2 separate regions of the Homo sapiens genome follow, and region 2 is linked to region 1. Evidence: chromatin loops called from intact Hi-C (ENCODE). Cell type or tissue: endothelial cell of umbilical vein. All regions are shown on one strand. Links, peaks and the distances in the headings refer to the core of each region. The heading gives the core; the rest is flanking DNA. Region 1 has its middle 39 kb from the start of CDKN2AIP. Region 2 holds the start of LOC124900894 (small nucleolar RNA U13).

Evidence for each region. Hi-C counts contacts between places; a loop is a spot of excess contacts. Peaks named below come from ENCODE experiments on the same cell type or tissue, not always from the same donor. Only the 100,000 strongest peaks of a DNase experiment are listed, where the experiment ranks them.
Region 2: a loop joins it to region 1, with 5 times the contacts of the local background. A loop is called at or near these places in 5 of 110 quality-filtered maps.

What each region holds. Positions count from the first base shown.
Region 1 is chr4:183,397,187-183,413,163 of GRCh38, reverse strand. No RefSeq gene overlaps it. Among named protein-coding and RNA genes, the nearest start is that of CDKN2AIP, 39 kb to the left of the region's middle. RefSeq lists enhancers at 4,516-5,354, 5,591-5,770, 14,420-15,211. In endothelial cell of umbilical vein, for the core only: a CTCF peak has its summit at 5,903 (motif pointing right); a DNase peak (open chromatin) is centred at 5,873; H3K4me3 peaks cover 452 bases; H3K27ac peaks cover 459 bases.
Region 2 is chr4:183,328,343-183,344,319 of GRCh38, reverse strand. It overlaps LOC124900894 (small nucleolar RNA U13), which reads right to left and starts at 15,022; the gene lies at 14,919-15,022. RefSeq lists an enhancer at 9,440-9,609. In endothelial cell of umbilical vein, for the core only: no CTCF peak of the experiment used is centred there; a DNase peak (open chromatin) is centred at 8,789; H3K27ac peaks cover 2,468 bases.

The sequences.
Region 1 (15,977 bases), core at 2,559-10,558:
GGTCTTGAATTAAAGCAAAAGGACATAAACAAAACAGTGAATATCACAGGAAGACCTAGGATCACGGAGAAGGTGTCAGGATTGATTTACAGTGTGATAACTAAACGCGGGTCTTCCTGGTTGTCTAACAGGAAAGGCGTCAGTGTCTTACTGACTTCTTCCTTCCTGGCTTGACTGATCATGGGATGAAGTGAGGAGAATGACGGGAAGGCCAGCTGTTCATAGTGACGCTATGGAATGATGTTTTGCTCTTTTAGAGAGACCAGGTAGATGTCACCCTCAAACTGTGAGCACCGAGTGAGCCGGGGCCTTGGATTCCTGAGGTTTAGTGACCAGGTAGCAGGCAATTTTTTTTTTTTTTTGAGGTGGCTTTTCGCTCTTGTCGCCCAGGCTGGTATACAATGCCGCGATCTCGGCTCACCACAACCTCTGCCTCCCGGGTTCAAGGGATTCTCCTGCCTCCGCCTCCCAAGTAGCCGGCACCTGCCACCACGCCCAACTAATTTTGTGTTTTTAGTAAAGACAGGATTTCTCCATGTTGGCCAGGCTGGTCTTGAACTCCCGACCTCAGGTGATCCGCCCACCTTGGCCTCCCAAAGTGCTGGGATTACAAGCATGAGCCACCGTGCCCGGCCTACAGGCATTTTTTAAAGATATTCTGGTGTCACTAGATCTTTGACTGGGGTTGTTATTTTTGTTGAGGTCAGTGGTAAAATGTGTTTTTTTACACACTTCCTGTACAAAATTCAGAATTTGTTATCGTTCTGAGCACTGGGGTCAGCTATCAGGAAGATTCTACAAGGGATCAGGAAACTTCCCAAACGAAAGCATCTTAGTTTTCTAGGATCTCTGTTTTAGGGCACTAAAGGAAGAAGTTTCTAGATCCATTCCTGAACCATGGACATTAAAAAAATATTAACTGTAGCCCCTAGATTTTTGTTTTGTGCTATGTGTGCTGAGTTCAATACTCACTATAATGATGTTTATCTTTATTTTATTTTAATTTTTTTTGAGAGAGTCTCGCTGTGTTGCCCAGGCTGGAGTACAGTGGCACAATCTCGGCTCACTGCAACCTCTACCTCCCAGGTTCAAGTGGTTCTCCTGCCTCAGCCTCCCAGGTAGCTGGGATTACAGGCACGTGCCACCACACCCGTATTTTTAGTAGAGACTGGGTTTTACCATCTTAGCCAGGCTGGTCTTGAACTCCTGGCCTCAGGTGATCCACCCGCTTCGGCCTCCCAAAGTGCTCGGATTACAGGGGTGAGCCACTGCACATGGCCTTACAATGATGTTTATTGAACACCTGCTTTGTACCAGGTTGTATAACAATAATGGGAATGCCACATGAGTCAACGATAATGCTATTCCAGTCATGGAGTGTGGCCTAGAAACTCAGTGCCTCACAGTACAATTCGAGGCACTCACATGCTCCGCAATAAAACCACCCAGGAATTATTCTGGCTTACAGCCTATTAACTTTTACCATTGCCTTAATACAAAGAGAATTTTATTACCAATTTACCCAGAGGGTTAAATTAATATTTACAAGAGTCACGGAGGCTGGGAAGTATTGTGAAATTTCTAGATGTGCCTTGTCAATGCTGGATTTTTCTTTGTCATCTTGCGGTCTCTCAGTGGTGTTAAATTAACCTAAACTTGGCCCGAGGATGCCTCCGCACTCGAGCCCTGACATAACAAACTGCCGCCTGGCTTAGTTCAGAAACTAACTGAAAACCTAACGTAGGAGCATACTTCTGTAACTAACAGCTGAGCCTCCACTCATTACAGCAGCTGAGCTTCAGTCAACCATGGGTGGTCAACTGAGTCAACTTAGGCAAATGCCCAGCTGCAACCATTCAGCGCTAGGCTGCCCTTCCATTTTCTATCCTCTGCTACTGCCTGACCACCGTGCTGTCTGGCCACAGTGCTTTGAACCTATTCCAGTACAGGGGCTGCCTGATTCTGGAATCACAAATAAATAATCAATTAAGGTTTTCTTTTTTTTTTTTTTTTTTTTGGAGACAGAGTCTCGTTCTGTTGCCCAGGGTGGAGTGCAGTGACACGATCTCGGCTCACTGCAACCTCTGCTTCCCAGGTTCAAGCGATTCTCCTGCCTCAGCCTCTTGAGTAGCTGGGATTACACATGCACGCCACCACACCCGGCTATTTTTTTGTATTTTTAATAGACATGGTTTCAACATGTTGGCTAAGCTGGTCACGAACTCCTGACCTCAAGTGATCTGCCTGCCTCGGCCTCCCAAAGTGCTGGGATTACAGGCATGGGCCACCATGCCCGACCACAATTAAGATCTTTAAACTAAATTTGTTGTCATTTTTTGACCATTGGGACAAAAAATACTTATTACATTTCCCTTATTGAAATAGAATCAATGGGAACCCCTCCTGGGGCCACCGTCTCCCCAAAGCCTCTGCAGGCAGCTGGTCTGCTTAGCTGGGTGTCTTCCTCTTGGGCTGGGAAAGCTCTTCAGAGGTGACTGAGTGGGGCCAGTTCTGTTTTGCCCACACTCTGTGGCCAAGCTGGGAATCAGTCCCTTTAGGAGAGGCAGAGAATGGGGTGGAGACCCGGGCTTCGGAGCCCCTCTGGCACTGCAGAGATAGGGTCCAGGGATGAAGGCGCAGGGTCTTGTTCTGTGTCTTCTCAGCTGTGTGAACTTGGGCATAAGCTGAACATGTTACTGAGCCTCAGTTTCCTCATCTGTAAAAATGAAAAGGCCAAGTCAGAGGGTTGTACAAGCACTGATGAGACGATGCAGCTCATGCCACACGTTCATGAAACGCCAGCTTTTTCTCTGCGAGGCTCAGCCCTCTCTCCCCTGTGGCAGTGATCAGTGAGGAGGGGCCAGGGCTGCCCCAAGCAGGAGGTCCAGGAAGCCAGTGGGGTGGTATGGAAGAGAAGGAAGGTGGGATAGAGACAGGTCGAGAGGCCCCAAGGGATGGTTCCACAGCCCCCACTCTCGGCAAGTGGCAGGAGGCTGGGAGTAGATGACAGAGATGGTTGGCCCGGTCACTCCCCATGGAAGAATGCAAGCTTGAGGCCAGAAAGAGGCATGGGCTCTGAGTTTCTGTCGCGCCTGGGTATCAGGCTAGCACGAAGCTATTTTGTGACGTAGGGAATTTCAGGCATTGGCATTTCCCTGCTCACGTTATTATCTGAAATATAATTACCTCGTCTGACAAGTGTTTTTCAGAATGTGTCCACTGAATATCCTGTGACCTCTTTTGATCCCAGGGAGGTAGGCAGGGAAGGTGGGATCCCCTGCCTCCACCCCATCTCCCATCAGAGGAGAAAAACCCAAGATAGTGAACGTCAAGGTCCCAGTGCAGAGGCCGAGCACAGAGCCACCGAGGGCTGAAGGACAGCCCAGACCTCCTGACCCGATGCAATTCTCTCCCCTGGAGTACAGTTCTCTCTCCTGTGGTTGAAAGATCAAATCTGCAGTGAGGGCTCACCAAGGGCAGGTCACTTACACAGCACAGTTTGTTTGAACTGATTTATCTCTGTAGATATTGAAAACACACACACACACACACACACACACACACACAGCAGAAACTCACATAGCAAAGGCTTAGGCAGGTCCCCTGAGTGAGCTCTGAGCAAGCTGCTCTCTGCTATCCAGAGCCTACATCCAGACCAGTAGGGCACCAATGGGCAGGTAGGTCCATACAACAAAAGGAACAGCTGAGTAGGCCGCAGCACAGCAATAATACAGCACTAATGACAATAGTTTATGTGTCCCCAATCCAGCCTCTTACATCGATGACAATTCCCAGTTACTGAGGATTTGCCTTGTACATGTGCTATGGTTTTACAGGGTGATTCACTGAGGAATTAATCTGTGTTTTCCACGTTGTCGTTCTTGCTGTTGTCTTTGTTTCTCCTTTGCCATCCCAAGTACTGGGCTCTCCAGCCTCATGTTGGGGATTGTGTGAAATCTCTCCTTCAGGGCACAAGACAGAGCCCTTGGAGGGCAAGAGGTGGAGGGTGCAGAGTGCCAGAGTCTTGGAGACAGCTCCTAAGGCTGGCAGCGGAATAGATGTGTGCGTGCGTGTGTGTCCGTGTGTGTGCGTGTGTGTGTGTGTATTCTGCTAGTAATAAAGACAAGCCCTGCCCCACCAGCCCACACTCAGCCCCCTCAGGAAGGAGGAAGTAACCCAGAGGGCTTGGTTGGGAGGGGGCCCTGGGAGGCCTGGCCCTGCCCTCCATGGCTGTCAGTCTTAGGGACTGGGCTGGGCCGGGGTTTGGCATTACCCTGATGGACTAGAGCTAAAGGCCCAGCACTGGCTTTCTGGACACGACAGGGTTACCAACGACTCTCATGTGATCCTAGAGACAAGAAGGACACCTCAAATTCAACGGATTGAATTTCTCACCATACAGGCAAGCTGATTTAATATGATTTGGGAACATTCTGAATGTGGCACTTTTTTTAATACTCAAGTCTATGAGTAAAATTGATCACCGTTAAATGTATATCACCTCAATAAAAACTCACAACAGTCTTATGAAGTGGGTGTCATTGACATCCCCATTTAGCAGAGGAGGTTGAGCCTCAGAGGGTTAAGTAACTTGATCGCTCACAGCAGAACTTTCAACGCAACCCCCCTGCTTGGGAAGGCCACCTTCCCTGCATCATCGTCTTTGGCTAATAATTGGTTCGGAGTTTTCATTCTTGAATTTGGTGAAACCTTTATTCTGACATGGTTTCTCCTGAATTCCTTTAGGAGAAATTGAATTCATGGTCTAGCACCCACTGTATCGCCTCACTTGGTCACAGCACCTGGATGCATGGCTGTCTGGGGGAGTGGGGGACGGTGGGCACCGAGGCCTGAAGAAGACCAGGGCCCATGGTGCCTACTGGCTCCCCGCCCCAAACACCCTCCTCACCTGGGCCCCCTTTGGTCCCGTGCTGAGCTTCCTGGCATCTCCCCCCCAGAGGCAGAAGCTGTTTCCCTCCCTGACAGGAGGGCACAGAAGGGCACTAAAGGTGTCACTCATCACGTACCCCCAAGTCTCTTCCTCTCAGCTGTGCAGGGAAGGGCAGATCACGCTCAGTGTTATTTAAAAACTCAAAAAAAAAAAGAAAAGAAAAGAAAGGGAGAGAAAAAAATGAAAGAAAGAAAGAAAAAGAAAGGAAGGAAAGGGAAGGAAGGAAAAAGGCAGGAAGGAAAGAAAGAGAAAGAGAGAGAGGAAGGAAGGGAAAGAAGGAAGAAGAGAAAGAAGAAAAGAAAGAAAAAAAGGAGAGGAAGAAAGAAGAAAGAGAAAGAAAGAGGAAAGGAAGGAAGGAAAGAATGAAAGAAAAGAAAGAAAGGAAGGAAGGAAAGGAAAGAAGGAAGAGGAGAAAGAAGAAAGAAAGAAGGAAGAAAGAAAAAAGAGAGAAAGCAAGAAAGAGAAGGAAGAAAGAAAAAGAGAAAGCAAGAAGAAAGAAAAAGAGAAAGCAAGAGGAAAAGAAAGGAAGAACGAAAAGAAAGAAAGGAAAGAGAAAAAGAAAAGAAAAGAAAGAGAAAGAGATCCATAAGAGAGTTCTTTGTAACAGTTTGGTAACCTGAACAGAAAAACCTTTGATGAATTCCCTGAGAGAGCTTCAATCTTTCTCCTGTCTCTCTTGGAGGGATGGCAGCAGGTCAGCCCTGAAACAAGATGATCCGCATCAATAAAGCCCTGGTCCTGGAGGAAGGAAGTGGGCTCTGGTTTCCCCGGTGGCTATAAAAAATCGGGGCTTTGTTTCTCAGGACTGCTCTTCCAGTAGCTGTAAAGCACGGTGCTTTGCTTTGGCAGGACAAGCGCCTTCTGAAGACAAAGGGTTGTTTTACAGGCGCCGCGCTGCGCCCCGCCACCCCGAGCCCCTCCGAGCTCGCCCGCGATTCCGCCCCGAGGCCACTGGGTGGCGCCCGAGGAGCCGAGATTGCGGTTGAGGACGTCGCTTGCCGCTTCTGTGGGGCCCGACTGGGCACAGCGGTCACAGAGGTGACGCGGAAGGAGACTGCGCGGAAGGGGCGCGGGCCAGCCCCTCCACAACCACTTGCAGCGTGGATAGGCCAGGTTTGCTCTCTTTTACATAAAGAAAGAATAGAGCACATCTTTTTTTTTTTCTTTTTTATTTATTATTATTATACTTTAAGTTCTACGGTACATGTGCACAACGTGCAGGTTTGTTACATATGTATACATGTGGCATGTTGGTGTGCTGCACCCATTAACTCCTCATTTACATTAGGTATATCTCCTAATGCTGTCCCTCCCCCTCCCCCCTCCCCCCACCCCTCGCCAGTCCCCGGTGTGTGATGTCCCCCTTCCTGTGTCCAAGTGTTCTCATTGTTCAATTCCCACCTATAAGTGAGAACATGCGGTGTTTGGTTTTCTGTCCTTGCGAGTCTCGCTCTGTCGCCCAGGCTGGACTGCAGTGGTGCGATCTCGTCTCACTGCAAGCTCCGCCTCCCGGGTTCACGCCATTCTCCTGCCTCAGCCTCCCGAGTAGCTGGGACTACAGGCGCCCGCAACCACGCCCGGCTAATTTTTTTGTGTTTTTTTAGTAGAGACGGGGTTTCACCGCGTTAGCCAGGATGGTCTCGATCTCCTGACCTCGTGATCCACCCGCCTCGGCCTCACAAAGTGCTGGGATTACAGGCGTGAGCCACCGCGCCCGGCCTCCTTTTTATTTTTTTAACTGCCCCTTGAGGAGCAGGGCTACCCCATAGGCAGTGTGCCCTGGGTAGCCAAAAGCTACCCTTTATTTTTATTTTATTTATTTATTTATTTATTTTTTTGAGATGGAGTCTCACTCTGTCGCCCAGGCTGGACTGCAGTGGTGCGATCTCGGCTCACTGCAAGCTGCCCCTCCTGGGTTCACGCCATTCTCCTGCCTCAGCCTCCCGAGTAGCTGGAACTACAGGCGCCCGCCACCACACCTGGCTAATTTTTTATATTTTTTAGTAGAGACGGGGTTTCACCGTGTTAGCCAGGATGGTCTCAATCTCCTGACCTCGTGATCTGCCCACCTCGGCCTCCCAGAGTGCTGGGATTACAGGCGTGAGCCACCGCGCCCGGCCTTTATTTTATTTTTTGAGACAGAGTCTCGCTCTGTTGCCCAGGATGAAGTGCAGTAGTGCGATCTTGGCTCACTGCAACCTCCACCTCCTGGATACAAGTGATCCTCCCACCTCTTCCTCCCAAAGTTCTGGGATTACAGGTATGAGCCATCGTGCCTGGCCTACATAAAATTATTTTAAAATATTTTATAAAATTACCCTCAGATGATGTGTATAAGGTGTATATGAAACATAAATGAATTAGACTTTGATCCCATCCCCAAGATATCTCATTATGTATATGCAAATATTTAAAAATCCAAAAAACATCCAAAATTCAAAACACTTCTCGCCCAAGGCATTCTAGATAAGGGGTAATCAACCTGTTTTTGGAAAATGCTATTTTTATTGGTCTGTAGAAGACCATCTGAGTTAAGAGTTAGAGCTCAGCTGCAGGCACATGTTGCTTCCAGGCCCGTGGCCTGGCGAAGGCTTGCTGCCCCACAGCCCCTCCTGCACGCGGGCACGGAAGGCGCTAACACAGTCCTTTGATTAGGCACTTCCTTCCTTGCTTGGCTCCCTGCACCCCGTGGGTCCCTTCAGCCCCCAGCATGTCCACGGTTGCTCAGGGACAGCTCCTGCATTCTGGACCAGGAGACGGTCCAGGGACCAGGCCTTAGGGTCAGCCCCTCCTCTCAGCTGTTCTCTTGAATAAACTTGCTTAGCAACTTCATTCTTTTTTTTTTTTTTTTTTTTTGAGACAAAGTCTCGCCCTTTGCCCAGGCTGGAGTGCAATGGCACAATCTCGGCTCACTGCAACCTCCGCCTCCCCGGTTCAAGCGATTCTCCTGCCTCAGTCTCCCAAGTAGCTGGGATTACAGGCGCCCGCCACCACGCCCAGCTAATTTTTTCTATTTTTAGTAGAGACGGGGTTTCACTATGTTGGCCAGGCTGGTCTCAAACTCCTGACCTTGTGATCCGCCCGCCTCAGCCTCCCAAAGTGCTGGGATTACAGGCGTGAGCCACCGCACCTGGCCAGCAACTTCATTCTTAAAAACCAAACTATCCTAGAAACTAGAGATCTTCCCTAGCCCTCCACCTCCCCCTTGTCTGCTTCATACCTTTTCCCTTCCCTTCTCCACAAGCTTTAGGATGGGCTTGCCTGCGAGCACCCACCGGCTCTACCTCCTCCCTCCTACTCACTCTAAGCCACCCCAAGTTAGTTTCTGTCCCTTCTGCTCTTGGAACTCATGTCCATTCTCCCATATCTAGATGCTTTAGTCTCTTTTCTCTCATGGCCTCTCTATTCTACGTGATATTAATGGTCCTGATCTCCTTGAACTCCTTCCTGCCTGGGCTCCTGCAGCAATCACATCCCTTGGATTTCCTCCTAGACCCCAAACTCCCCTTGTTCCCATTGTGAATCCATTTTCCACAAAGCAACATGCTAGGTGTGGAAGGGAGCCCGCAAAAGGCCCCACGGCAGCGGGGGTAATGGGCTTGGACTTGGGAGAAAAGGTGACTGGGGCTCCTACTCCCCATTTATATTTACTAAGTTACAGCAACCGTGGTCAAGTCTCCCAAATACTGAGCAGGTTCCCAAGATCCAAGGATACGGGTGAGGAGTAGTGGGAGAGGGGGCTGGAAAGCATGAAAGGTGTGTAAAAGGTGTTCAGCGCTGGGCTTGCCGTTTGGATGCCATCTCACAGGCTTGTATCGTCTTGCCTGTGCGAGGCTGGCCAGTGGCCCCTTCCTGAGGCGTGCTGAGTGGTCAGCATCCCTCTGAGCTGCCTCAGGGAATGCTGGAACCCTGGTGTTACGGTTATCTGTTGCGGAGTAGCAAGCCATCCCAAAGCTTCACTGAAATAGCAGATCATCAGATCTGCAGCTGGGACACAGAGGGAAAGCTCATATGAGCTCCACATGGCATTGACTGGGCCCCAGGGCAGCTGCACTGGGGGCTGGAGGATCCATTTACAGGATGGGTCTTGCACATGGCTGGAAAATCAGAGTTGGCTGTTGGCTGGGAGCTCAAGCTAGGCTGAGGGCCAAGGGCCTTGGTCCCTGTCCCCGAGGGCTTTTCTATGATCTGGTTGGCTTTTCTCAGTCTAAGCCTTCTCAGGCTGGGGCTGGGTGGGAACACACACTAGAGTTGAGCCCAGAAGGTTCTGAGCATGGCTTATACCTTCTTTTCTTTCTCCATCCCAGCTTTAAGATGACTTCCCTTTGGACGTGGCCAAGCTTGCAGAGGAAAGAGAGGCTGTTAGAAATTTGATTCATTGCCTCTGCCAGGAGGGTGGACAGGAGGGTAGAAAGACGAAATGCCTGAACTTCAAGGAGTTTTTCAGCAGTCTGACACTTGCATTTGGGGGCAAGAGAATTCTCTGAGTGAAGGGAAGAGCGATGAGGGGCAGACTGAGCTCCTGAGTCAGCGTGTCTGAGCGCCCGCCCAGCTGCCTGCTTCCCAAGCACAGTTTCGACATCCTGCTGCCTCTGTCGTCCTCATGGGTACATTCTTAGTACTGGGCTGATTTTAAGCTTCTCTTTCTAGTTATTTTATTGTGTTTCAAAAGTAATGGAAATTCAGCCGGGTGCAGTGGCTCATGCCTGTAATTCCTGTACCTTGGGAGGCCGAGGTGGGTGGATCACCTGAGGTCAGGTTCCTCAGGTGAGGAACACCTGAGGTCAGGAGTTCAAGACCAACCTGGCCAACTTAATGAAACCCTGTCTCTTCTAAAAATACAAAAAATTAGCTGGGTGTGATGGCGCGTGCTTGTAGTCCCAGCTACTCGGGAGGCTGAGGCAGGAGAGTCGCTTGAACCTGGGAGGCAGAGGTTGCAGTGAGCTGAGATCACGCCATTGCACTCCAGCCTGGGTGACAGAGCGAGACTCCATCTTGGAAAAAAAAAAAAAAGTAATGGAAATTCATAGTCATGAGGCCCAGCCAGCCCAGGCATTTTCCTCTGAGGGGGAGACAAGGAAGTGAGATGTCACGCCAACTAAGGTGGCCATCTGTGCAGCAAGTCTTCAACTGAAGACACTAATTTACCTTCCAAACGCTGCCAAGCAGCTCTCAGGGTAATGACACCATCTCACTGCAGACCCAGACCAATTCTGAGCCCTTGACCTTGAGTGACACTACCTCCCACGGCTCTTCCATAAAGGGGAGAAAGATGGTGAGTCAGTAGAGTGACTCCTTCCAATTAGGAAGGTGACAAAGGACATAAATACACTAAGCACTGAGGCTGGCAGGGTGAGTGGCTTAGTGCCAACAACCACAGTGGCCTTTTACACCAATTAGGTATATTTCCTGATAGAATCTTCCTTTTGCGAGCATTGAATTAATTTCCTTTTCACACACAGTCCCTCCTGTCCCCATCAGACCAGGGGCTCCACGTGGCCTTCACCCAGGGAGAATTTATCAAGCCCAGTGAATAAGGTGAACATTTGTTTTAAAAGAGTTTCCACCCAGAGGAACACGTGACTCTGGGGATGTCACTAGAAGTCAGCTTGGGGCCCAGGAATTATTCCTTTGGAGATCCCATCTATCTCCATCAAAACCTTGCCAGATGACCTTGTGAAAAGTCTACCAAAGACTGTGATTCAGCTTCCCGGAGAAATCTCAGCCGGGAGGATTTGGGAAATTTTGTGGGCTTTTCAGCTGGACCTTGATGGATGGATAAAACCTACATAAAACCAAGAGGCAGGCACTGGGCAGAGAGGGAGGGTGGTCCCTGCGGGAAGAAGAGCAGGACATGGGGAAGGACACCCTGGCAATGAAGCTGCCCGTGGCAAGGGAAGGATGCCCACACAATTTGGGGTCTGACATCCCTAGGTTCAACTTTCTGCCCCATTTTTAAGACCTTTGGCAAGACCATCTTTGAAGTCAGTGTCAGTATCTAAGGAGGGAAGATTAAAATAACTGCCTCAACAGAGTTGCTGTGTGAGTTAAATGAGAGAACGTATGTATGCAGCTGTCTGAGGAGTGGGAGGGGTTCTGATAAGATATGCCATCAGTAGTAAACACAGTGTATTTTTGCATTTGGAGGCCAGGAGACTAGTCTGATGGGGGCACAGGGCTTGTGTTGGGAAGGAGAGGGAGGTGAGTTTACAGGGTGGTGGCGTGTAACTGTGGAATCACTCTGAATATTGGCACTGGAAGATTTTGGACACACCACTTTCCAGGTGCATAACCTGAACCCCAGATTATGTTGGAGTTCTTATCACATGACCGCTGTATTCATAATATCATCTGAATATCTGCCCTTTTCAAGAATACAAGAGCATTGAGGGCCAGAGACTGTAACTTACACATCTTTGCAAACTCCTATAAAACCCAGCACATCATACTGCTGCTCAGTCACTACTTTTTGAATGGGGGGAGCATGAGCTCATTAAAGAAATGTGGTAACTATACCAATGGCTTAGTACTCTGCAGCTCACCAGTTAATCAGATCAAAACTGGTGATCAAAACGAATCAGATGGCTGAGGTATGAACGTAGGTGAGTCAGGCGGCTGGATGAGATGGCTCCATAAAGAGCTCTGGAATTCGTTCTGTCCTGGGCACAGCCCTTATGAAAGAAACCAAAAGAAAAAGGGACTGGAAAAATATAGATAATATCCAATGCCAGCAAAGGTGTCGTTAAACAGGCACTCAGATGCGATTCTCAGTGCAGGATCAATTGGCACAAACACTTAGGAAGGCAATTTGGCAATGTGTATTCAAAGAGGTATGGCCTTTGAGCCAATCATTCCACACAAGTGGATTTATCTTTATTTTATTTATTTTATTTTATTTTTTGAGACAGGATCTCACCCTGTTGCCCAGGCTGGAGTGCAGTGGCATGATCTCACCTCACTGTGACCTCTGCCTCCCGGGTTCAAGCGATTTTCCTGCCTCAGCATCCCAAGTAGCTGGGACTACAGGTGCCTGCCACCGTGCCTGGCTAATTTTTGTATTTTTAGTAGAGACGGGGTTTCATTATGTTGACCAGGCTGGTCTTGAACTCCTGACCTCATGATCAGCCCACCTCGGCCTCCCAAAGTGCTGGGATTACAGGCTTGAGCTACTGCGCCCGGCCGCATTTATCTTTAATGTCTGAATTAACGGAGGGGCCAAGCAGGGAGGTCACCTGCATGGAAGGGAAGACCCACAGGGAATGTACAGCCAACAACGTCGAGGTAGGTGTACATGTGGGGGCGGGGTAGAGAGGACACAGTAGGGTGGCAGAATCTACATGGTTAGAGGGGGCATCTGTGTAGGGGCAGTGGAGGCAGCAGCCAGAGAAGGGTACCCAAGTCCAAGCAGTAGGATAGTGGGGCAGAGGGAATGGGAGACTGGATACATGGAGGGGGAGGACTCCGTAACTAAATATATTGAGAGTGACGGGAGCCGAGTTTCTCACTACTAGAGAGAACAGTTATAATTATGGAAAACAAGAAAACTAGATTGAAGTCTCCGGTGCAGAACTGAAAATGGGGCAATTGATGTGAACTCACAGTTGCAAACGTTACAGGTGAAAAACGCCCTCCTGGCCGGTCACGGTGGCTCACGCCTGTAATCCCAGCACTTTGCGAGGCCAAGGTGGGTGGATCACTTGAGGCCAGGAGTTCGAGACCAGCCTGGCCAACATGAGGAAATCGCATCTCTACTAAAAATACACACATTTGCCTAGAGTGGTGGCACATGCCTGTAATCTCAGCTGCTTGGGAGGTTGAGGCACGAGAATCGCTTGAACCTGGGAGGTGGAGGTTGCAGTGAGCCAAGATTGTGCCATTGGGCAAAAGAGTGAGAATCCGTCTGGAAGGAAGGAAGGAAGGAAGGAAGGAAGGAAGGAAGGAAGGAAGGAAGGAAATTGAGCACCTTTTCAATTTGCTTATCCTCCATTTTTAGTTCCTTCTCTGAAATGTGTGTTTACATCTTTTGTCATTAAGAGTTTTGGGGATATTAGTAAACTTAGCCATTCATTCCTAATAAGTATCATGAATATTTTCCCAGTTCTTCAGTTTTGGTTTGGTTTTGTTTTTTTGGAGACGGAGTCTCAGTCTGTTGCCCAGGCTGGAATGCAGTTGCACGATCTCGGCTCACTGCAGCCTCTGTCTCCTGGGCTCAGGCCATCCTCCTGTCTCCAGAGTAGCTGGGAATACAGATGTGCACCATCGTGCCTGAGTAATTTTTGTTGTTGTTGTTTAGTAGAGACGAGGACTTGCTATGTTACCCAAACTGGTCTCCAATTCCTGGGCTCAAGCAATCCTCTGTGCTGTACCGCGAGTACTTCCTCTTTTATTTTTTTTAAATAAATAGAGACGGGATCGCACTGTGTTGTCCGGGCTGGTCTTGAATTCCTGGCCTCAGGCGATCCTTTGGGAGGCCGCTGTGGCCTCTCAAAGTGCTAGGATTACAGGCCCGAGCCACCATGCCGGGCCCCAGTTCTTCAGTGGTATATTATTTTATAGCCAACCTAGGTTTAAAATTTTGTATTTGGTCGGGCTTTTCCATTTTTTCCCCTGATGTTTTCTGGGTTTTGTATCGTGCTTACAAACAGCTTTGCCTTCTCATTACTCTACATTGATGCACCCGTATTTTTGTCACGGTTTCTTATTCTCGTGCGCGTGCACAGTGTTCGATGCATTTGGGTGCTGCGTGGAAGGCGTGCCCTGCTCAGCGACAGAGCCTGGGCGCGGGCTTCCTCCAGCACAGGGGGCGAGGGGCTTGCCCTGGAGTCACTTAGCCACCGCCTGAGCTTGGGCCACTTCCTCCACCACTTCTATCTGCATTTCCTCATCTGTTAGATGGGCTAACAGTAGAACCCACCTCAGAGGAGACTCTAGAGGTCATCGTGGTGATCCGCACCAGCTTAGAGCTGAGCCTGGCCCAGAGTACATGCTGAATCTAAACGCTCAGTGTTATGTTGTGTTGTGTTGTGTTGTGTTGTGTTGTGTTGTGTTGTGTTGTGATGTGGTGTTGTGATGTTATGTTATGTTATGTTATGTTATGTTATGTTATGTTATGTTATGTTATGTTATGTTATGTTATGTGTTATCATGCACCATGATAGGTTTGAATCCGGGGGCCAGCGTCCCCGGTCCCGGCGCCTGGCAGCGGGAGGTTCTGGATGGAGCCGCAGCAGGGTTGCCCCGCGGGCTGAGAAGCCCTCCTAGCTCTGCCCGCGGCCGCGGCGGACCCGGGAGACGCCGGACCTGTGGCGGGGTGAGCGGGGGCGGGTTCACCGCAGGCGGGGCGAGGCTCGCTGCCATCGCTAGGAGGCTCTGTTGCCGCTAGGACCTTGCGATCTCCGACTTCGGGGCTTGCGGGCTGGTTCTCAGAATGCAGTCTCTCCCGGGCCCGGCGGCCTCTTCAGCACCGCGGTCCCAGTGGGCTCGGCGTGCTTTTTAAATAAAGGAAATTAAACACACACGCTCTCTCTCTCACACACACACAGAGTGCTTAAATAATTAACAAATCGAGGCTTAAGGACAGACATTTCCTGGCTTTGGCTGGGTGGAAGCCAGCCACTAAGGCGGGGGCTGGTGAGCTGCCGCCCCGGGAGGAGCTAGGGGCGCACGCCACGTGCGGGTGCTCGGGCCTGCACCCCTGCTCGGGAGACCTGGAGCGGAGCGAGCGCCCGGGCTGCCCAGGACCTGGCCGTCTGGCACTTCCTCCGAGTTTAGGGTGCGCTGAGTCAGCTGCGGGGGCCAGCGGGGGCCAGTTAGGGGTCTGCAAACCAGCAGTTCTCGGCCTGTCCTCTTTTGCTGACACTCGCAGCCTCTGCCCACGTGGTCACTGTTGCCCCAAGGTTTCTGCTGTGCCGGCCAGCACTTCCTCTTTTTCTTTCTTTCTTTCTTTTTTTTTAATTTAAATTTTGCCTTTTTGAAAAAAAGAGAGACAGGGTCTCGCTATGTTGGCCAGGCTGGTCTCAAACTCCTGGCCTCAAGTAATCCTCCCACCTGAAGCACTTGGTTTGTTGCAGCGACTGATCGCCTCTCTTCCTCTTCCCCACTTGGTTCGGATGGTAAAGTGCATCCTCCCGAGGCAGCCTGGGCTGGAAGGCTCTCCTTCAGGGGGCCCTGCCCTAATTACCCTAACTACCCTCATGTCTCACGCCTCTCTGGTCCCCGTGGCTGCCAAGCCCCCTCGGAGAACCCAAGGGCGCCTGCAAGTTCTGCCTCCTCCAGAGCCTTCACAGCGGCCTGGGGTCCCCCTCTCCCCTCTTTACTGAGCAGCAAACTTCTCTGCTCTTTCCTGAACGCCCCAGTCTAACATGCTTGGCTCTGAGCCTGCTCTTCATTTCAGTGTCCACTAAGCAGACACACCTATATGTTATGGCTGGAAACAGGCCGCATGTCTTTATTAGAGGGCAGGAGGCGGTCGTTCCTGTCTTCTTTATTAGGTTGTATATGCCCATCTCCATCGCGCCCAGAGCATCCTGCCCCGCTGAATCTTTCTAGTCGACTCTTCTCTCAAAACTCTGTGGCTAAATTCTCTTTAAAACCTGTCCTTGTCCCAGCTACTGGGAAGGCTGAGGCAGGAGATTCACTTGAACTCGGGAGGCAGAGGTTGCAGTGAGCCGAGATGGCGCCACTGCACTCCAGCCTGGCGACAGAGCGAGACTCCGTCTCAAAAAAAAAAAACCCAACAACAACAACAACAACAAAACCTGTCCTTATGCCCTCAGATAGGGTTTCTCACTCTTGCTTCTCTGCACATCCTCTGAGGCCTGTACATTCTATTACTATTATTATACTAAATTGGTAGTTATTGAGTTACTTGTCTGTTCCATTTCCTAGACTCTAAGATCCCACATCTTATTTATTTTATGATCTTAGTAAGATATCTCACTATATGGATCTTTGTATCTCCAGGACCAAATACAGTGCCTGACCTTGGGGTCTCTCTTTTCTTTACATTTAGAATCTTCCTTCCACT
Region 2 (15,977 bases), core at 4,019-12,018, 70 kb after region 1:
AGGGCTTCCAGGAGAGGCTGCAGTGAGCTGTGATTGTGTCACTGCACTCCAGCCTGGGTGACAGAGTGAGACTGTCTCAAACTAAAAAAAAAAAAAGTATTATGCTTGGCATCCTGTCTCAACTGCAGATGCTGAAGGACTTTTCAGTGTAGTGGACCCTGGGGATTGGCAAAACAAACAACGTGTGTGGAAAGAGGGCAAAGTGAATAGTGATTTAAGGTGAAAACTGTTTTAAAAAAATAAAAATATAAAATGCTCACTTCACAAATGCAAATTCTGCAGAGGATACACTCTAGCGAAATGGGTCTATTCCTCCTCCTCCCCAGCCAGCCCCTGCCCGAGGCTGGGGACTCACAGGCTGTGTCCCAGACCTTGCCCTCACGGTCTGGTCCACCTGCCAATGCGCAGCACAGGACTCAGCATGGCCGGGGAACCACATGTTGCCTGGAGAGAGGCACAGACACAGTGGGAGAACTGGAGGAGGGGACAGAATGAAGCTGGGTCTGATTTCTCACATAGAAAATGGGGTTTGTGGCCAGGCGCAGTGGCTCACGCCTGTAAAACCCAGCACTTTGGGAGGCTGAGGTGGGTGGGTCACCTGAGGTCAGGAGTTCAAGACCAGCCTGGCCAACATGGCGAAATCCTGTTTCTACTAAAAATACAAAAAAAAAAAAAAAATAGCCAGGTGTGGTGGTGCACACCTGTAATCCCAGCTACTCAGGAGGCTGACAGGAGAATTGCTTGAACCTGGGAGGTGAAGGTTGCAGTGACCTGAGATCGTGCCACTGCACTCCAGCCTGGGCAACAGAGGGAGACTCTGCCTCAAAAAGAAAAAAAAAGAAAAAAAGAAAATGGGTTTGTGCCTGTTATGTAACCTTGAAGGGCTGAGAAAGCAGCCACACTCCCAAACCTCTGCTGGAGAAGGTTCTATTTGACTGTGGTCAGCTGTGGCCCCAAATCTGTGAACAACGGGCTGGGGCCAGAGAAAGTGGCATTCCGTGTAGAAATGCTACCGCGTTAGTGATTCAAGGAGGAACAATGGCCCGGAGATGTCTCCATCCTCAAGACGCTGGAGGGGTGACTGGGTGGCTCCAGTGGTGGGGAGAGTGTGGAGGGGAGAGAGGAGGGGGCCGTCAGGACACGTGGGCTGGGGGTCAGGGGGCTGTAGTCAGCCGTGTCCCGCAAAGCAGAAGTCCCCTGCTAGGTAGAGTCAGGACCAGGGCCGACTGGCACGGACCCCTCCAGGGGCGCCAAGAGCTTAAAACAAACAAGGCTGGAAGCAGCACAGCTGCGCTGCCGGCCCTGCAGGAGGGAGGGAGGGAGCCCAGGGCCTGGGTGAGGGTTGCGCGCGGCCCCTCCCAGGGGAGGAAGAGAGGAATAAAAGCCACGTGCGAGGCCACCACCAGGGAGGGGGGCGGGGGAAGAGGGTGGTGGCCGTGGGAGAAGCGGGGCGTAGCCACGAGAGCAGGGTGGGCCCCGGGGCCGGGCCGCGTGGGGTTCTCCGTCCTCCGGGTGCAGCCAGACCTGGCGGTGCAGCGGCAGCACCAGTGAGAGGCGAAGGGGGCCTGTGAGGCAAGGGGGACTTCCAGGCCCTGAGCATCTCAAGAAAACAGCCATGAAGCCCCACACCCAGGTGCCAGGTGCAGAGGCCAAGGGGTCCTGGGGACAGGAGCGGCTGATCTCCCTCAGGGTAGAGCAGCAGCGCGCCCAGGGACAGAACCGCCTGCCCTGCCGCGGGAGGGGGACAGGGACCCACCCTGGCCTGGGGCCCACAGAGTCCAGAGGACCAGGAGCTCGCCCCTGCTCCCAGCAGGAGGAAGGGAGCGGAGGAACACCCCTCCTGGGGACTTGAAGCTGGAATTGACTGAGTACTTACTGGATAGAGACCGGTTTAAACTGAGAGAGACTGTTCAAACTGGAGCAAAGTGAAAAGCTGTTACCCAGATAATGTAAGTTCTGTTCCTTGGGGGGCCCTGAAGAAGACTGGGTCAATTATGAAAATAGAGACAAAGCCATATTTCCTTGGCACACTTTGGTTATCTGCTATTAATACCGACATGCGGGTCGGGCGCGGTGGCTCATGCCTGTAATCCCAGCACTTTGGGAAGCTGAGGCGGGCAGATCACTTGAGGTCATGAGTTCGAGGCCAGCCTGGCCAACATGGTGAAACCGTGTCTCTCCGAAAAATACAAAAATTATACGGGTGTGGTGGCGGATGCCTGTAATCGCAGCTACTTGGGAGGCTGAGGCAGGAGAATCACTTGAACCCGGGAGGCGGAGGTTTCAGTGAGCCCATTGTGCCACTGCACTGGGCAACAGAGTGAGACTATCTCAAAAAAAAAAAAAAAAAAAGCTGTGAATGCCCAACAAGTTAGTTTTTTTACAAAAAAAAAACTATATATAGTGTATATTTTCCATACCTTACCTCTATTTTTTTAAGTAAACAATATATTGTGAATATTCATTGAAGCCAACACTTAAAGATCCATCACCTTTTAAAACTGTTCCAGAGACTTCCATACTACAATTTTAATTTCTTCAGTCCTCTATGGATGGAGGTTTAGATGAGGCTTATGTTTTCCCTTTTACAAAGTAATTCTGCGGTGAACATCCTTGAATAGTGATCTTTGTAAGAATGTCTTCAGAATCAATTTCTAGAAGTGGAAATTGTGGGAAGAAATGTATATGTATATTAAATTCTGAGAGGTACTTGGGACATCTTTTGATACTGGTGGAGGCTCTGGGAAGTTATTAAGAGAAGTGATAATGGAGGGTCAGGCCCCCGGCTGCTGTGGGGAAAAGAAGTATTCTCCATTATTCAAAATGTTCCTCTCCAAGAATTGGAGCATTGTAAGTTAAAAGTCTAATGAGTTGTAAGTGGCATATTTACAGAGTTTATACATTTCTAAATCCCGAACTGGATTTATAATATGATAGCAATATAGGAGTTTTAAGTTAAATTACATTTTATATTAAATTAAATTTCCTCCAAAACCCCGCACAGAATGTTTCCATAGGGCCAAGCCTGGCAAGAGTCTTTGGCGTATAATCAATCAAAGAAAAAATAGACAAGTTGGACATCATCAAAACCAAAATTTTTGTGCTTCAAAGGACACCATGAAAACAGTGAAAAGAAACTAACTGGTAGAAAATGTTTGCAAATCACATCTCTGATACAGAGGTTGCATTTAAAATATGTATAAATAATTATTCCAACTCAATAATAAAAAGACAACCGAATTTAAAAATGGGCAAAGGATCTGAATAGATATTTCCCCAGAGAAGATGCACAAATGGCCAACAGGCATATGAAAAAGTCCTCAACATCATGCATCCTCAGGGAAATGCAAATCAAAACTGCCGTGAGACTGCACAGTGACGAGGACCGCTAGAATAAAGAAGACAGATAATAACAAGTATTAGTGAGGATGGGAGAAATGGGAACCGCATACACTCTGGTGGGAATGCAAAGTGGTGCAGTCACTTTGGAAAACAATTCAGTGGTTCCTCCAAAGGCTAAACATAGAGCTCCGATATGACCCAGAACTTCCACCCTTAGACATACACCCAAGAGAAATGAAAACATACGTCCACCCACAAACTTGTACATAAAGGTTCATAGCAGCATTCTTAATAATAGCCAAAAAGTGGACACAATCCAAATGATCAGCAACTGATGAGTGGATTAATACAATGCGGTCTCCTCGTATAACACAATATTATTTTGCCATAACGAGGAATGGAGTAGTGTTACAGGCTGCAACCTGGATGAACTTTGAAGACATTACGCTAAGTGAAAGAAGTACAAAGACCACATATTGTACCATTCCATTTATATGCAATGTCCAGAACAGGAAAATCTATAGAAACAGAAAGTGGATTCATGGTAGCCTAGATGTGGGGGTAATGGGAGGAGGATGAGGGAGTGAGGGCTGAAGGGTCTGGGTTTCTTTGAGGGGTGACGGAGATGTTTTAAAATTGGTTGTGGTGATGATTGCACAGCTCTGGGATATGCTAAAAGCCATGGAATCGAACACTTCAAATGGATGAATTGTATGATATGTGAATTAGAGCTCAATAAAGCTGTTCCCAAATAGTCTTTCTTTCTCTCCTTTTTTTTTTTTTTTTTTTTTTGAGACAGAGTCTTGCTCTGTCACCCAGGCTGGAGTGCAGTAGTGCGATCTCAGCTCACTGCAACCTCTGCCTCCTGAGTTCAAGCGATTCTCCTGCCTCAGCCTTCCAGTAGCTGGGATTACGGGTGTGTGCCACCACGCCCAGCTAATTTTTGTATTTTTAGTAGAGACAGGGTTTCACCATGTTGGCCAGGCTGGTCTTGAACTGCTGACCTCAGGTGATCCACCTGCCTCGGCCTCCTAAAGTGCTGGGATTATAGGCGTGAGCCCCGGTGCCCGGCCCAAATAATCTTTTGATTGGGACCTAATCATAATAAAATTGGGAGAGGAGAATTGGTGGTCCCTGTTTCCAGAAGCTCCCAATTTGCACCAGGATTGTTGCTGATGAGCTTCTCAGCTGTCAGACCTTAAATATCCCTGATATGAGGTTGTTGCTCATTCACTTCCTCCAGCATAACTCCTTTCCATTCCACACAGCAAATGCCAGCCCAGACGGACCAATTGTCCCAGAGAAGGTAGGGGACATCTTAGCCTTCTAATTCAAATGGAAAATTTCCTGCTCCCCTGTTGTCAATTCCTGCCCGGCACTACGTGCAGCGGAGATGAGAAAAGCCACTTCCTTTGCATTCATCTGGACTGCTGTGCTTGGAGAACAGAGGAGCATGCATTCTGGCTGAGGGAGGTGTGCAAATATGACGTGCAAGTCAGAGACAAAGTGACCTGGCAAACGAATGCTCTGACAGCGCATCCCCGGCCATGTCCCAGGGATCCCATCCTTTGGGTTGTTGTCCTTCTAAAGAGACATCTGCTTTTGAAAACTGTGCTTTGTGGCCGGGCGCGGTGGCTCACGTCTGTAATCCCAGCACTTTGGGAGGCCGAGGCGGGCGGATCACGAGGTCAGGAGATCGACACCACGGTGAAACCCCGTCTCTACTAAAAATACAAAAAAAATTAGCTGGGCGCGGTGGCGGGTGCCTGTAGTCCCAGCTACTCGGGAGGCTGAGGCAGGAGAATGGCGAGAACCCGGGAGGCGGAGCTTGCAGTGAGCTGAGATCGCGCCACTGCACTCCAGCCTGGGCGACAGAGCGAGACTCCGTCTCAAAAAAAAAAGGAAAACTGTGCTTTGTAAATGATGAACTTGAGCAACGCAAAGAAAGGACCTAGTGAACATTTAAATTCAACTTATTTCCTTTTAGGCTATCTTGTTATGTTTGTAGAACACTTAAGCATTTACAAAAATATAGTTCCATGCAGCATGCGTGTGCTGCTTTACATTGTATCATTGCTTAAATATTCCAACGTTAATGCGTCAAAATGGTCCTTTCCTTGTCATTTTCTTTACTTTTTTTTTTTTTTTTTTTTTTTTTTGAGACAGAGTTTTGCTCTTGTTGTCCAGGCTGGAGTGCAATGGTGTGATCTAAGCTAACTGCAACCTCCACTTCCTGGGTTCAAGCAATTCTCCTGCCTCAGCCTCTCGAGTAGCTGGGATTTCAGGCGCCCGCCACCATGCCCGGCTAATTTCTGTATTTTTAGTAGAGAGGGGGTTTCACCATATCTCTGCTCCTGACCTCAGGTGATCCACCCACCTCGGCCTCCCAAAGTGCTGGGATTACAGGGTGAGCCACCGCACTTGGCCCTGTCCTTGTCATTTTCAATGGCCATAAAGTATTTCATGGCACTCCATAATTTGTTTAGCTCTTTCCTCTATTGTTTGTCTGGTTTGTTTCCAGTTTTATACCGTGTGCAGTTGCAGCTGCTGTGTATTTATTTGTACATATTAGCTTTTTTCTTTGAAATTATTTTCTTGTAGTGTATTCCCAAAAGTGGGATTATTGGGCCAAACAGTTCCATAGCTCTTGTTACATTATTGTCTGATCTTTCTCAAGAAAGAAAGAAAGAAAGGAACACCATAAGAAGCCATCACATATGGGCATGCTTATTTCCTGAAAGTCCTGCCAGTATTGTGCTTTATTCTTTAAAAAAAAAAAAAATTGTGCTACCTTAATAGACAGGAGATTGTTTTAAGTGACATTTCTGTCATTTCTGTCATTGCTGGGGGTTTGAAATACACCAACTTGGCATGGGCCCAGATGTCCACAGGTCTGTGTCGGGATCCCAGCCCGAAATCATGCAGCCAGCCACACCCGGAGGAGAATAAAGGGTCAACTAAGAGGCAAGCCAGCCAGTGCCCGGCTGCGGTTTCCCAACACCACGAGACTCACTGCAGGGAGCCCTGGGCCTCACGTGTGTGGGACACCCCAGATGCTCTGTGAATGTGGACTCCACATATTTGGTCCCTGGGGGGACACTGCAAGAATTGTTTCTATTAGTCTGGGGGTACAAACAGTAAGATCCTCCTTACCTTCTGGAAGGAGGTTGAGGGTGGTAGGCCCAGCTTGGATTACATGGAAGAGTGGGTTAGAATGGGGCTTTGTTTGTCTTATGGGGGTACTCTGGGAAGCTACGCAGGGACTGGGAGCTTGGCTCTGCCCCTCCTTCTCCCACTCAGGATGTGCGCTGAGGCTAAGCCCCTCGTACTGCCTCCAGCAACATCTCCCCTACAGCAATGACCTCTCGCCCAGACACAGGCGAGCTGCCTGAGTCCCAGGAGGTCTGTGCGGAGGGAGGTTTTAAGCCACAGGGTTCCCAGCTGGGTGCCCCCAGACAGGAAGTGGCCTCAGTTCCATGAACGTTTTTGATGGCGGAGATTCTCAGGGTCAGCAGAAGATGATCCTGTCTGGAGAGCTGTAGATCCACTGTTGGGGGTTCTCACCTCCCAGCCTTCAGACCTGCTGTTTCTCTGTGGGGTTCTCGCCTCCCAGCCTTCAGACCTGCTGTTTCTCTGTGGGGTTCTCGCCTCCCAGCCTTCAGACCTGCTGTTTCTCTGTGGGGTTCTCGCCTCCCAGCCTTCAGACCTGCTGTTTCTCTGTGGGGTTCTCGCCTCCCAGCCTTCAGACCTGCTGTTTCTCTGTGGGGTTCTCGCCTCCCAGCCTTCAGACCTGCTGTTTCTCTGTGGGGTTCTCGCCTCCCAGCCTTCAGACCTGCTGTTTCTCTGTGGGGTTCTCGCCTCCCAGCCTTCAGACCTGCTGTTTCTCTGTGGGGTTCTCGCCTCCCAGCCTTCAGACCTGCTGTTTCTCTGTGGGGTTCTCGCCTCCCAGCCTTCAGACCTGCTGTTTCTCTGTGGGGTTCTCGCCTCCCAGCCTTCAGACCTGCTGTTTCTCTGTGGGGTTCTCGCCTCCCAGCCTTCAGACCTGCTGTTTCTCTGTGGGGTTCTCGCCTCCCAGCCTTCAGACCTGCTGTTTCTCTGTGGGGTTCTCGCCTCCCAGCCTTCAGACCTGCTGTTTCTCTGTGGGGTTCTCGCCTCCCAGCCTTCAGACCTGCTGTTTCTCTGTGGGGTTCTCGCCTCCCAGCCTTCAGACCTGCTGTTTCTCTGTGGGGTTCTCGCCTCCCAGCCTTCAGACCTGCTGTTCCTCTGACTGGGTGCCTCCTCCATCTCATTCTTCTTGTTAAATCCTCTAATTTAAACATCAGCTTTTGCAGGAAGCTCACTCCTGACCTCCCCTTCTGGGTTAGGAGCTGCCTTCTGGGCTCCCATAGCACCCTGCCCTTCCTCTTCTTCACGCCTGTCATACTGGATCATGGTGGCTGGAACCACATTTGACCCATCTCGGTATCTGCCTTAGTACAGTACCCAGGGCATGGCTCGGTTTGTTGAGAGAATGGATGAATATGTCACAGGATGAAAGGGTGAATTAATTAACCCTTATATTTACAGTGGCCACCAGGGCCTATGGTTTGTCACAATCCTGAGTTGAACCAGATCTTTGTGAAATCTCTGAGACACATGAGCCATCCGGCTCTCTTTACTCCAGAACCACACCGTGGAGATGGCTGAGACTGACTCCCAAGTGGGGGAGAAGGGAGGTGCTCTGGGACCTGGCAGGCAACCAGCTCTATGGTTATCTTTTGGCTTTAGTAAAATTAAAATAATTTCTTCCTAACATACGTCAGGCTCTAGTTTTTTCCAGCAACCTCAGCATCCCCTTATGGAATGAGGCTAGAAAATTAAAAATAAACAAAAACGATAAATCAAAACTTTGTTGTGAGGAAGCAAATTTTCTTTTTTACTATGTCGGTCTAAAAAGCCCTTACAAAATATTCATGTATCACAATGCATTTTAGGTCCCCGAGTCCTCTCATCACCACGCTTCATTCAGTTTAATTCACACACAGTGATGAGCAGTTCCTAGATTCTGGACACATGGGGAGCCAAAGGTGGGGTTTCTTGGGTTAGGGGTGGGTGCAGAAATTCTAACCTGAGACAATCGCAGGAAATGCAAAAAACGAACAAAAAGTGAGCTGAGCTGGGAACTGTGCTGAAAGCTAAGTCTAAGAGCAAGAAGGGTAAGACAGTGGGTGGCCCAGGCCAAAGCTGTCAAGTATTTAGTTAGCAGCAGAAGAGAGGAAGAGGTGTGGGCACTGCCAGGCAGTGGGAAGCTGCACTGTCAAAGCCTTGTTTTGGCAGTGGTCACTGCAAAATGGTCTCAGAAAAGCCAACTATGTCAGGAATGGAAAGAACTTTCCAGAAAGGAAGAGAATATGGTCATTTCCTTCAAGAACTTCCTCCAACAGGAAGCAGGGACAGCAGACATATAATCAGCCATGAGTCATAGTACCAAGAATGAACTGGTAAGAACAGATGTGATTTTCCCGTCCATAACCACTTAACTTTTTACAATGATGACACATACATTGACAATATCTTTCTATTTAATAATTTAGACAAGATGCATATTAGTCTTCACTTAAGCAAGAGTTTACTTATCATGCCTTTGATATCAAAGATGGTTGCAAAAATCACTTTTAATTTTCAAAATTTTAAAGTTGCACATACTCTGTGGAGAAGAGGTAAATCAATAAACTAAAAATTCTTGCAACAATGTTGTTTTGCAGAATTTATAATTGTTTTAGCCAATTTCAGATTATTTAGAGGAATAGGTTAGGTGAGATAGAAATTATAAATTAATAGTAAAAGTAGAATCTCTTGATTCTACTATTTTCTTTTTCCCTTAAGTTGCAGCCACTTACAATTAAAATATAAGTTTTGTCAGTATATCACAACATCAAAGAAAATGGCAACTACCTATTTCTCAGGCAACTAGATATTCTATTTACTGTAATTATAATTTTCTAAAATACAAAGTTCTTCATTCTGGGAATCATAGATGCCTGGATAGCTGCAAGATTTTAATTTTATATTTTTATTTTAGTTTTTTTTAAATTAGCAATTCTAAGAATATAATGAGAAAACTTACAATGGTAATTTATATTTAATATTTTCATAAAAAGACTTTAAGTTTCTTAAGTCAGTGTTTTCTCAAACTGGGGTTCATGAGCATATTATGAAAGCCTAAAAACTATTTCTCTGTAAATTCTTCAAGTTCGAGAAACACTAACACATATTCTTATCATTCAAAGTCCATTCTTGTTTGTTTTTTTTGAGTTTCAAAACTAATGACACATTAAAGCTGTATCTCATATTTTGTAATATCTGCATGGCATTAAATTAACTCTCTGGTTGTTAAAGATTTACTTCTATGTTTATTTCTTAAAGCACTTTTGTTTTTCCACAGCAGGTCTTAAAATTGGCCAAGAAGGTGTTTTTTCTTTTCTTTGCCACAGGATCATGGTTTTTTCCATTGTTATTAAAGATTCAGGTAGGAGTTGCATGAATCCCACAAGTGAAATAAAATCTATTTATCTTTTCCTTATTATAAAGATTTATTTATCTTTTCCTGTTTGTCTTGCAGTTGCCTCACCTGAGCCACAATAGATGCGGTAGAAACGGGACACCTCAGAGATTTGATTTTGTCACGCTCTGAAATTCATAGTAAATCTCATCATGCCACTCCAATCTCTACCCCCAAATCCCTGTCCAAAGTCCACAATCCTTGGTGTGACATGACTCATTCATTCATTTAACATTTCCTGAGTATCTAATGTGTGCAGACTTGCTCTGATGGGCTCTGGATTCACAGAAGTGAAAGGACAGACGCAATTCCTGCCCACAGGCGAGAAGGACAGTGACACAAATGTGTCAATGATCGCATTTGGGATTGTTGAGGTCATGGAATCCAGAGTGACTGAGGAGCTGTGGCAGGAGGAGCTGACTGAGTTAGGACCAGGGGTTTGTGAGGCTGGAGTCCGTGAATGCGAAGAAAGGACTTCTTGGGAATAGGAAATGGTGGGGAGGAGGAATTACATTTTCTACTAACTTCAAACTGAAATTTAGCATTTTCTTTAATTAGGAATGTGGGCAATAAACCATGTGGTCTAGGAGCACCGGTATTTTGACACCAGTGGAAACTACAGATATTTTCATATTACATGGCAGTTGTTGACAATACCTTGAAATATTTACACATTTCACCACTGAGACACCATGGTACTTGGAGCCCCTTTGCTAGATCTTGTTATTTAATGTGTTAATAGATGACATCTATTACTATTTTTTTAATGTTGTGATTACTGTATTTCAATGTCATTGGTTGCCTTTGTCATCCTGTGTATTTAATTTATGCATTTAAAAACATGACTCTGAAAAGAGACTCATAAACCTCACAGAGTTGCACAAGGGGTTGATGGCCCAAAAAAGAAAGAGAAGCCCTGAGCCCAGCCCTTGCCTTGTGGCTGCCACTGGCCCCCAGCCTGGGAATCTGCTGTGGCCTCTGGGCCTCGCACATGCTGTTCCTTACCCCTGTGTTGTCCGTTCCCTCCTCTCTGCGTGGCATTAAATTCTGATGGCTCCCATCATGCTTTGCATGGACATGAAAAATTACCAACTTTGGGAAGCCTCCCTGGTGGTGCCGCACAGGCTACGTGTCCTAGCCAAGTGCTCAGTATCTTCTCCCACTCCCTCCTCCCTCACCTCACGCTTGTCACACGGTATTGCAGTTGCCTCTTTCCTCGTCTGCCTTCTTGAACGTTCTGTGAGTTACTTGACAGAGAGGACCCCTCTTCTCCATCCCTGATCCCCTGTGTGTGATGTGCTTATTACAGGAATTCAACACAAGGATACGTAATGCAGGAAGAATAGATGGATGGACAGATGGATGGATGGACGGATGGATGGATGGGTGGACAGATGAGCAGATGGATGGATGGATGGATGGACGGACGGATGGATGAGCAGATGGATGGATGGGAGGACAGATGGATAGATGAATAGGTGGATGGATGGATGGATGATGGATGGATGAAAAGATTCAGATACAGGTGCAAAGTATTTCACATATACAATCTCTTTATTCAGTGTTTCTCCTCTTAGAAATTATATTTTTCTTCCAGCGAAGGTTGGTGGGAATCTTTGTGCTGATAATACCCACAGCTCTTCTCCCATAGCAGGATTTGAGGGAAACTTGGCAAGAAACACTGCCTCTGAATCCAGCCTCCCTGCCGCAGCCCCAGGTCGAGCAGGTGGACCGGAACCACGGTCACTGACCAGGGTATCTGATCCTCTCAGTCTGAAGGAAAGTGAGAACTCAGCACAAACGCCATGGACGGTACAGTGTGGGAGGGAGCAGCCTAGAGAGAGAAGCACGAAGCACTCGCTCATGTCGGAGGAGGAGGAAGAGCGATCCATGGGCAGGCAAGCCTTTTCCATGGCACAAAAAAGAATTTTAGAAGCATCCAGTTGCATAAAGACAGGAAAAGGGCATCTGTTTCAGCCAGTGTACCACAACAAACCACCCACTCGCAGATGAAATGCACTTTCACAGCTGCCTCTGAAAATGGGTTTGAAAAACCAAATCCAAAATAAAAATAGGGACTCTCATTTATTGAGAGCTTACTATGTGTTGTGAGACTTTCCTATGCTATCCCCAGTCTCACCACGTGAATGCTGGCACAGTTACTATCACTATTTTACAGACTAGGTGACAGGCTCAGAGAAGTTAAGTCACCCGAGGGAGGCCACATAGATTTAAGTAGCAGAGTCAGAATTTGAACCCAGGTCTTTCTAATCTCAGAGCCAAGTCTTCCATTTGCATTAAATTAATCTTTAATTTATGGAAAAGTTTCATCCTCTTGAGGGAGAAATCCGTGTAATAACTCTGAAATAAGACCATTTTTATGAGTATTAGGTGGGGACTTTCAAAGGCTCTTTTACCTCAACTGGGTAAAATAGTATCCTCTTTGGGGGAGTTTGACCTGCGGGCTCTGCAGTTGGGTGGGAAGTCTGTTGATTTTGGGAGCAGCCTCTGAGCTGGAAACAGGAGTATTACAGACAACAAGGATTTTATGAAAGAGAAGGCCATGACACAAAGTCTCACTGCAATCCCATGATTTCCTTTGCAGGGGAATTTGAGAGAGAGACCTCCTTCAGACCCGGTTAGCGCACTGTTTTCAAAAAACCTGAATGGAACAACCTGTTGAGAGAGCAAAGAGCGCTTGTGTTTGTGGCACACGGGAGCCTGGCGGCCGCAGGTGCATGTCAACAGGAGACCCACGGCAGGCCTCCCCTCCACGGCCCCTCCCACACCCCAGACTTAGACATGCTGGTACTGGACATCCTGAGCTGCTTCAAGTTGGAACGTCACATCCTCCAGAGTTCCAGGCGGCACTAAAGTCTCTGGGACATGGTCAGCTGTTTAGATGGGTTCCCAGGAAGGCTCACTGTTCTGGAAAGGTCTGTAAGCCTGTGACCTGAGCTCCTTGAGGTTCAGGGGGCAGGTCTGACTGAAGCAGAGTTTTCCCTTCCCCGGCTCAGGAGGGATTTCCCACTTCTCCCTGGTGAGTGTCTGAGGGTAGTGACTCTGCCAGGCTGGGGGCCGCAGGTCCCGGAAGCCCAGGGCATGGATGCTTGTGGGTATTCAATTGATGTCTTTCCCATAGTTGGTTTCATTTAGGCATTGTATACGTATTTTCTGCCAAACTCTGTTACACTTCAAGCTCCATGAAAGCAGGGACCATGACTACTTTGTTAACTGTATAACCAGGGCCTGGCCCTGAGGCTGGCACTAGATGCCCAACAAAGGCTTGTTGAATGAGTGGCCAACACCTTACCTTTTCTACAGTTGGTCTTTCTGGTTAAAGAGAAAGAATGAAAGTGATGGGATTGACACTGTGTTCTATGGAAATGCTGCTCCCTGGAGTTGTGCAACATAAGTGCTCCAGATAGAAGGGCACACAGCAAAGCTGACTCAGGCGATGGTGCAAGTTCAATTTTTAACTTTTGTGCCCAGAAAGTCCTCATGTCTCAACTCCTGGCTGGGCCTGGGATGGTCCCAAAGTCTTCAGGCTGATGTTTCTTTAAGGTCGTCCTAGGAAGCAGGACCAGAGTCCTCCTGTTCATGAAGTCCAGGGCTCCCTGCGATGGTCCCCAGATTGGGTACATCCATGGCCCTGCCTGTGCTCCTGCTATATCTACCCAGGGCCAGGCGCTTCCATCTCTCACCTTCCCCTCTCTGCCAGCTCTCAGCATGCCTTCCAGGACATGGCTTGTGTTTGGCTAATGTTTGCATGGAGTTCAGTCTCTCTCCTGGAGAAAAGGGCAGATATTCTGATGGCTGGGGCACCAGCTGGGGCTGTGGATTCCAGCAGCGCAGCAGAGGGGAAGAAGCCCTGGAATCTGAGTCTGGAGGCCGGGTCAGAGTCTCGACACTGATCGTCAGCTCACTAGAAAATGAAGGCACTGTGATGCCTGAGGTGTTGGCTGCCTCTAGGGTTCCATGAGTCTCAGACACCCACCTCTTCAAGAGTAGGTGCCAAGGCTGTCACGGATTTGCAATGATTTTCCCATGTGTTAACTGGAAACTTAAAGGAAACATTAGCCATGAGGGTTGGGAGCTTAGATTAATATTTAGAAAGGATTTACAAATAAAAGAACCCAGTTAATCCCAAAATAGAAGTCTTTTCATTTCTATTTGCGTAGTGGGTGGAGATGGAGTCCCTGGCTAGGACATTTCCCATAACCTTCCCTGTCAAGCCCCTCTGCTGTAGCAGTTTCTAACTTTACAGCCACAAAGCCAGCATGTGCTTCCCACAGCTTCAGCCCCGACTGCCGGAGGATGCATTCAGGGTTCTGACTCTGGCCCGAGGAGGAGGCACAGTGCTTGCCAAGTGAGTGCCGACTTTTGCAAGCAAAGCCTCAGGACAAAATGGAGAGGCAACCATGACAATGGTGTCAGATCACTCTATACAGCATAAAAGATTAAGGGCTAGACTTTGGTGTGAGACAGGCTTCAATCCTTGAACCATTGTTTGGCCAACTAATTGGCTTACTTAAGCCTCAGATTCCTTATCTGTTAAATGAAGATAAAAATGGTGTCTACATCAGACAGTTCTTGTGAGAATACAGTAACACAGCTAAAGCTCTTAACCTAACGCCCAGCAAGCAGTAAGTGCTTAATAAATACTGGCTATTATTATTATGCTTTTGCTACGGTTTGAATGTGTCCCCTAAAGTTCATATGTTGGAAACATAATCTTCGGTGCAAGTGTTTAGAGGTGGGGCCTTATAAGAGGTGATTAGGTCAAAAGGGCTCTGTACTCAGGGAGGACTTAATGCTTTTGTCTTGGGAGTGAGTTATCTTGAGAGTGGGTGGTTATAAAAGCGAGTTTGGGTCCCTCTTGCCCGCTCACCCTCATCCTCTCTTGCCCTTCTGCCTTGAGCCATGGCACGACACAGCACAGAGGCCCTCACCAGATGCCAGTGCCATGGTCTTGGACTTCCCAGCCTCCAGAACTGTGAGCCAAATATGTTTCTTTTTCTTTCTTTTTTTTTCAGGTCAGATGGGTAATGTGCTGACATTGTAACAAGGTTTGAGGGTGGTACATCTCACATATGTGTGTGAGCACCCAATCATCATGCTCACGAACTACAGAAGGATCAAGCCAAATACATTTCCGATAAATTACCTAGTCTTAAGTATTCCGTTACAGTAGCACAGAACAGACTGAGACGCGTTATTCTGGCCTATGTCCCTTGGTTGTTGCATGACAGGATGTTCCCTTCACTACTGAGAGCCGATGTCTCCTTGTCTCCTGTTACTTCTTAGGCATTAGTACCTTGAAAGTTTGCCATAAAATCTCAGTTAGGGCCTCAGAAGACAGACACATGAGATAACTAGGCTTTAGAAACACTCCACCCCCACACACTCAGCTATGAAAACGGTTTGTTTCCTGCTGCTGGAAATCCACACATTCCTCCTTGCCAGTGTACACACAAGCAGAGATCAAGGGAATATTGACTAGGGTTCCCCTACTTCCTCTCTTAAATGCCACCACCCGAATCGGACTGAGGGCACCCCTGGAGTCACTCACAGCAGAGTAATTACGTGGAGGTGACATCCTGCTTATGTCTTCAGACCCCCACCCTCTGGACTGGGAGCTGCAGGGCAGCAGCAATGAGGCCTTCTGGAGGGGTCTGCACACACCCCTCTGGATCTGTCCTGGTGATGTCCTGCTGGGCTGAACCCCTCCCACCACCTGCTATCATTCCATTCACCCCCTGAATGTCCTGGGCAAAACGTGTCAGGCCACAGGGAGGAACTTTCTGCTGGTGGTTCCCTAAAGATCCTCTGATGTAGGAAGCCACTGCCTGCAAGTTTAAAGTCCCAGTTTTCAGATAAGTATGAGTTTATACTTGTTTATATATTTTTTCCTTAGAGTCTCTGGTTGGCTTTCTTTTTTTCCTCCAATGGGCAAGAACTTGGACTTTTTTTTTTCTCTTTTCTTTCCCCAAACCCTTTGATGAAAGCTTCAGGAGCATTCAACTAATAGATTGGCTGGTAATGATAAAATTAAATGATCAATTCAAGTAACCAGTAAGTGCTATAAATCCAA